Linked DNA regions of Homo sapiens: region 1 is linked to region 2. A link is a contact called in ENCODE Hi-C or POLR2A ChIA-PET data. All regions are on one chromosome and are shown on one strand. The core of a region is the stretch at or near the end of the contact, and the rest is flanking DNA. Distances in the headings are between cores, read along the strand shown.

Region 1 (3,512 bases), core at 34-2,533, 260 kb before region 2:
GACAACAGCAGAGCCCTCTCATGTTTCTATGACCTTCCTCAGCACAGTCCGGAATGCACATGTACGGTATCAGAGAGCAGCCCGCCTCCATGTTTTCTTGGGAAGGAGGGTCTGTGCAGATGTGGGGTTTTTTTGGGGGAAATGGGTGTGGGGGTAGGAGCAGGAGCGTAGATAGGAGTGGTGAGATTAAATCCAAGCATACCAGGTTTTTAGAATAGAGAAATACAACTGGCTGAAATTATCAGGGAGGAAGAGCAGACTAAAAAATATACATCTCTTTTATTGCAATACCACCAATTGAGAGAACATTCTGCTGGGGGGGATGTCTGCCAAGGACTTCTAATTCAGTTTGTTCCACCCGTTTTATTTTTAAACTCGAGTGCAGATTTTATTCCTGGAATGTTATAAGATTGGTGTGGGCAGAAATGGGCAAATTCACTTCAGAAGTGCTTTATAACAACTTGGAAAAGACCCTCTAAAATTCTCCAAGTACATTTTAGGGGTGAAGTTCATTTCTCTCTTTTCTGAAGAAAGCTGCCTTGATTTTGCAGAAGTAAAACTCGAGTATAATTTTGAAAGCATTTCAAAATAGTGATGCTATCTATTGGGTATTTAACTATTTTCCAGGGAGTATTATAACAATTTGCATAGTCTCTCATTTAATTCTCACAACTACCTCATCACCCCCATTTACGGGCAAGAAACTAAGGCAGGGAGAACTGCCAGAGTTGAGTTCAAATCCAGATCTCCACGATATCAAAATCCTTCTTCGCCACTATGCAACTGTGCTTTCGTGTATTCATATCCAGGACATCATAAACTATCAATACAGACGATGTATTAAATAAATATACAACTTGGCCATCAGGCTACTATTTATCATTCTAACAGGATGGGGGCAAAAGCAGATTCCTTAGCCTGCTTTTCTGATGAGAGATCGCGGGGGAGCCAAAGGCAGTTTGCAAAAGAGGACCAGTCTCTGCGCAGGAGTTTTGGTGGTAAACATGTGAGGGTATCCAGAGAGTGATGGAAATGGTGGATAATCTATTTATTTTGAAATACCAAATGGTACTAATATAAAAACTTGTTCAACCTACTTTGGCAACATTAAATATGAAGGGAATGTACCTTCTTCCCCTCCTCCAAAAGTATTTACTTCAAAAATCGATTTCCTCTGTCACTGGTTATTGCTGCATTTTGCTCAGTGGTTCTGAGAAACCGCATGGAAAATCACAATGTTACACTCGTTAAATTGACCCTGCAGGGCTCTACCACCAGTACATGCATCATCCCAAGAGGTAAAAAGGCAAGGCTGCCAGGCTCATGCTGAGAATATCATCATGAAATCAACGAGGATATGCAAATCTCTCTGTTCCATAGCTCATTTGCATGGTTTTCATTGGTTTTGTAGAACCTCTATACTAAATGTCAATTTCCTTTTCTTTCCTAAAGCTTATTAGCTGTGTGTGATGTTTACAGCTTGAAGACCAAACAGATTTAATAGTTAAAACATTTAAACTATATAATTTAAAAGCATGCAAGGAAGAGGGAAAAAAAGAGGCTCTGATGTAGATCAAACATGTAGATATATTTGTGCTGTTAAAATATGCTTTCCAAGTTTGGAAGATGCGGAGGCCTCATGCATGTCTGTGCACACATAAGCACCACCACAAAATTTGCTTAACCTATTTCTTTTTTCTTTTCTTCTCTTCTTCTTCTTCTTTTTTTTTTTTGCAATGATCTAGAAGAAGCAGAGACATTTGCTTATAAACTATGAAGGGCTTGAACCCAGCCACTGAGTACACATTTTACTCACAATGAAATCTGCATGGAAGCCTGCCAATGTCTGGGCTGACATTCAAACATTCCAAGTTTCTATGTATTTCAATCTCTCAAAACTAATGTTTTAAAACTCTTGATATTTTCTGAGGCACTACACAGTTCAATCCTCACCTCTCAGTTCAGAGTGAATATACAGCAATAATTCTGCTTGAAAGAAGTGCAAAGAAGGTCTTTTGCTGTGCAGCATGTAGCTCGATCTACCGCAACAATACAATGAATAGGTTATGGGTTTTGTATTATTATTTTCCTTTGTGCATCAGATCTAGAAACAGGGTGAGAAAAGAAGGTTGAAGAAATCTTTTAAAAATCTATAAATATTTAAATATTAGTTACATAGTAGACAATGTCCTATAGCCATGCTTTATGGAATAAAGCATAGAATCTTTTGCATTTCATGTGGCATCTGAGTACATTATCTACTGCTACTAGTTATTAGTTCACAGCTCTGCCAAGAGGTAATTGGTGATCCACACCTTCTGAATACTTCTTTTTGGGAACTTTAGCACAATTAGCTGATACCTCAAATTTCACCTGGACCGCAACAGAAACAGCTGTTCAACATTAAATTAAATTTTATAGTTGTTGGCTTTAAGGAGGATAAGAAGAACTGAGTGCTCCAAGGAGATTTTAGAGGTGGGCAAAAAACAGCAACCTGCCCCTACAAGCAAAGAGAGATGTCCCTCCTGGTTAAGCACCCCTTTGTCACGTGCAGCCCAGAGGAAGTTGTGATAAAGCATCATTTGAAAGTTTTAATGCCGTTGGGGCTACAAGCACATTGTCTTGATGGAATTCAGCTGTACAGCTCCTTACTGTCAAATACGATCCATTCTGTTTTAAATTCCTTTAACTGTGACAGGCAGCATGATGAAACAGGTGCATTAAGTGCATGAAACAGAACAAAAGTAAGAAAAGTGCTCAAAGGAAGGCCAGAAATAGTGAAGCCAGAGTGACAGTCTGCAGACCTGGGTCTCAGCAGCTCCGCCCAGGAGTTCCTGCCGGAGCTCAGGCGAGCCACGGATCGGCTCTGTGCCGCTACCTCCTCACCTGCCAAACGAGGGTCACGACGCGTCCTCTAACCTCAGAGAATTTTTGTGAAATTGAGAAACTTACAACAAGCACTCAGCAAACATGGATGCCAAACTATTATCTCATAATTCAATGTGCCCAAATCAGACTGAAACAAGTAAAACCCCAAATTAATTTGACACCATATGCTATGGGTTACATTTTCCAAAAGCCTTCGGAAATTGGCATTTATAATATTTGTGGGTTCATCCTTCTCCATGTACAGAAACATGTGCACACATCAAAACAGACCCAGTTAAGTCTTAATTATCTAGTGGAAGATTATCCAAGATTCTTACTGTTTCTCCCTTTTCCTGTTGCCCATTTTTAGCCTTTTTTGGCAATTCCTCCACTATTAAAGAAAAGAGATGGCATGCAAATCAATCAACCCCTTTCCTTCTTCACTGTAATTTCAATTATCTGTGCTACCTCAGCCTCCGTTGGCATGGATGGGCGAGGAGGTGCTATCTTTGTCCTCAGAATTGGATGGAAAACATTCATCTGTGTTATTGGGAAATGATGTGAACTTAATTTCTCTTTCCCTTCTAAAACTTTGCTTACTGAATGGAAATGTTCCTGAGATCTGTTTATTTGGTTCTATATTT
Region 2 (3,609 bases), core at 1,089-3,588:
GCTCAACATAATATTGCAAACCCAAAACAGGGTAATTGTGCAAAGAGAGAATTTTGTGTATGTCCCCTTTCCAGAAAATATTCTGGGTGACATCCAATCTGCTTTTACCCGGCTCACTTATTTACAATTGGGGCTGCCTAAAATGCAATGCCATTCTAAAACTACCAATAAACTATTTTGTGAAATCAAGTTTAGTAACTTGAGATTCTCATTTATGATATCCCTGACAACCACCAAAACCTGATTAGACATCTCTCTCCTTTGTCTAGGTGCTTTACTGAAAAAAAGCATGGAAATAGACTTGGAGATGCATGTGTGTGTATGTGTGTGTGTGGTGTGTATACATGTGTATTGCATGTGTATGTACATATATAGTATGAATATGTGCGCATATGTGTACGTGTATATGCAGATGTGTATATGTGTACTCTGTGTGTGTGTATGTGTGTGTGTGTCCATGTATTTAAACACACTGCTTTTCCTATATGCAGCAGGAATTTCCTATCTGGCATATGAAGACAATACATACTCTTTTGGATGGAGCTGGTGAGTCAGGCAGTGTTTTGGAACTGCAATACTTGAGTCTGCATGACTCATGAGGAAAGCAAGTCTGGGGTCTGGGACTGTTGTATCAAAATGGGAAGGAGTGGGAAAGAAGATGGCTTTTTATAATTTAAATTTTTATTTTTTATATTGTTGTAAGTTTTTACTTTTGAGACAGGGTATCACTCTCTTGCTCAGGCTAGAGCGCAGTGGCATGATCATAGCTCACTACAGCCACAAACTCCTGGGCCCATGGGATCCTCCCACCTCAGCTCCCGAGCAGCTGAGACTACAGGCAAGAGCCACCACACCCAGTCAATTTTTTCTTTTTTTTCCTTCCTTTTTTTTTCTTTTTTTTTTCTTTTTTTTTTTTTTGTAGAGATGGAGTCTCCCTATGTTGCCCAAGCTGCTGTCAAACTCCTGGGCTCAAGGGATCCTCCCACCTTGGCCTAGATTTGTATTTTTAATTGACAAATAATAATTGCATGTAGTTATGGGTTATAATGTGATGTTTTGATATAGCTACATATACTATAAAATGATTATATTAAGCTGATTAATATGTCCATCACCTCACATACTTATTTTTTATAATGAAGACATTTAAAAACGTATTCTTTTAGCAATCTTGACATTTATAATACCTTATTATGAGGGCTAAAAATGAATAATATTAATAATCCTGTACAATGGGTCTCAGAAACTTAGCCCTCTTGTCTAACTGAAACGTCTGTACCGTTTGATCAACCAAAGATGGCTTTTGTTGGCAATTCAATTTTTTTGACAAATTCCTCATTTTTGTCTTCATTTGGAGTTTTTATCCATTACAAGAGAGGAAGATGACACAAGCCAGAATAGAGGAAGATGAAACAAACCACTCAGGATTCTGAAGGGAACACTGGGTTGGGTTTTTTTTAATTTTAATTTTGATGTTTATTATTTGTCTTAGAGACGGGGTCTCACTATGTTGCCCAAGTTGGCCTTGAACTCCTCTGCTCAAGTGACCCTTTGGCTGGGACTGCATGAGCACACCACTGCATCAGGCTCATCCAGTTGAGGTTTTTTAAAATACTGTTTTTGCTCTGATTGGGTAGCCTCAAAGAGGAGGAAGAGAGTCATGATGAGCTTGATTCAGAATCTTCAGCTCTCCACTCTATCAGCAACCTGCCTTCCTTCAAGTCTACTTGGCCCAGTGCTGTTATTCCTCCTCCACTGGCAACTAGATGTGTGAGTGACATTGATTCCTATTACCAGAGGGATTAACTCCAAAGTTCTCTTGAAGGTTTTACAGTTCTTTTCCAGCAGTTCCTCATTCTTCAAAGGTAATTAACCTCTTGATGGGCTTACAGCAGAAGCAGTGTTAGAAGTCCCAACACATTGATGATATGTTATAAACCAGGGGAGAGGATAATTGGAAAATGTATTTCCAGCCTCATTGGAAAATATATTTCCATTTATTGAGAAAAAGTAACTCAAGTGTTTAGGAACATATGAATCACAGAATTGTAGATTGGCAGAGGCCTTAGAAAACCATGCTATTTCGACTTCTACTAATAATGAGAAAACGGAGGTGGAAAGAGGGAGAGTGACCTGCCGAGCCACAGTTACCCAACCAGCACCAATGTAGTCAGTGCTGCCTGGAGCGAGACCTGACCATACTGTGGGGCAGAATCTCCCCTCCAATCCCCTTCATAAAGCACGATGATGCTGTTCAAACACAACCTGTGCCTCCTGTCCTTAGAGCCCCAGATTTCATTTTAGGAGAGGATTACGAAATAATGACTAAGCTCTGAAAACTGAGAATGAGACAAAGGAAGAAAGGGAGATAAGAAGGAAGACAGTAAGAGAGTCAACAAGCAACTTATTGTAGTGTTTGCAATCACTACTTGTGCCTTTCATTACATTTAAATGCATGTCGAAATGACATGATGCAACCACCTTCATGCATTCTGCAGTGAAAAAGATGGTGCCAGGTTGGAATTTCATTGTAAGTGTCGCAGAAATATCCCTTTGGAATCAGGTCCCAAATCATTATTTGCTCCTTTTATCATTGTCATCATCGTGTATCATGGCAAAGCTCCCTGAGGGGAGGAGCTCTGTCTGTCTTGTTCACTATCATATTCCTTACACCTACGGCATCCATGGGACAAGCTAAGTAAAATTTACTGAAAGGCTGAATAAAAACTTCCACATGGAATGAAGAAGAAATATGCATAGTTTGAAAATGCATATGCAGTATTACAGTTTTCTGTAAAGGAAAATGAAAGAAGACCTGTTTAAAATTTAAAACCACATTAAAAGATTGAGAGTTTTTTGTATTTATAAAAAGCTGAGGTATGTTAAAAATGGAAAGCACCTATTAAGCTGTTACTGTCAGTTTCACCTGTTAAGTAGGTACTATTAGTTAAGCCAGCATAGTTCCTGAGTTGCAAAGCATATACAGGCTGAAGTACAATGTCAAGAAAACATGTTAAAGGGTGGTAAATAAATAGCCACTGAGAAGATACTCTGAACAGATAAATAAGAAAAAAGCAAATGTAGTTGAAATAAATGGAAGCTCTAGGCAGTGTGTGGACAGACAGAACAAAAGTGGTCACTGTTTATGCCTTGGCCTGAATGTCTGTGTGCCTCCAAAATTCACATGTCGAATCCTAACTCCCCACGTGATAGTATTAGGGAGTGGAGCCCTTGGGAGGTGCCCTCTTGAATGGAATTAGCACCTTTATCAAAGAACTCCCCCAGGAACTGCTTTGCCTCTTCCACCATGTGAGGATACACAGAGAAGGTGCCATCTGTGAGCCTTAGAACAAGCCTTAGAATAGGCCGGGTGTGGTGGCTCAAGCCTGTAATCCCAGCACTTTGGGAGGCCGAGGCGGGCAGATCACCTGACATCAGGAGTTCGAGACCAGCCTGGCCAATATGGTGAAACCTCATCTCTACTAAAAATACACCGGGCGTGGTGGCACGCACCTGTAGTCCCAGCTACTCAGGAGGCTGAGACAGTAGAATTGCTTGAACCTGGGAGGCGGAGGTTGCAGTGAGCCGAGATCATGCCACTGCACTCCA

The links. A loop is a pair of places that touch in the nucleus more often than their neighbours do. ChIA-PET counts read pairs that join two places held with the same protein, here RNA polymerase II (POLR2A). Pooled maps may share reads with other maps.
Region 1: a loop to region 2 is called in a pooled map, with 1.9 times the contacts of the local background. The contact joins two enhancer-like sites. A Hi-C loop is called at or near these places in 1 of 168 maps with a recorded cell type or tissue (GM12878), 15 of 37 single-sample maps with no recorded cell type and 12 of 50 pooled maps. POLR2A ChIA-PET finds 5 or more read pairs at or near these places in 6 of 52 experiments (CD8-positive, alpha-beta memory T cell, activated CD4-positive, alpha-beta T cell, activated CD4-positive, alpha-beta memory T cell and 2 more).

What each region holds. Positions count from the first base shown.
Region 1 is chr6:16,430,993-16,434,504 of GRCh38, forward strand. All of the region lies in intron 6 of ATXN1 (ataxin 1), which reads right to left. Among named protein-coding and RNA genes, the nearest start is that of GMPR, 190 kb to the left of the region's middle. RefSeq lists an enhancer at 1,578-1,637. Within about 2 kb of position 1,284, at least 2 of the 41 ENCODE cell types and tissues checked have a DNase peak (open chromatin) inside an H3K27ac peak, as active enhancers do.
Region 2 is chr6:16,688,618-16,692,226 of GRCh38, forward strand. The region is part of intron 2 of ATXN1 (ataxin 1); the gene reads right to left. Among named protein-coding and RNA genes, the nearest start is that of ATXN1-AS1, 71 kb to the right of the region's middle. Within about 2 kb of position 2,339, at least 4 of the 41 ENCODE cell types and tissues checked have a DNase peak (open chromatin) inside an H3K27ac peak, as active enhancers do.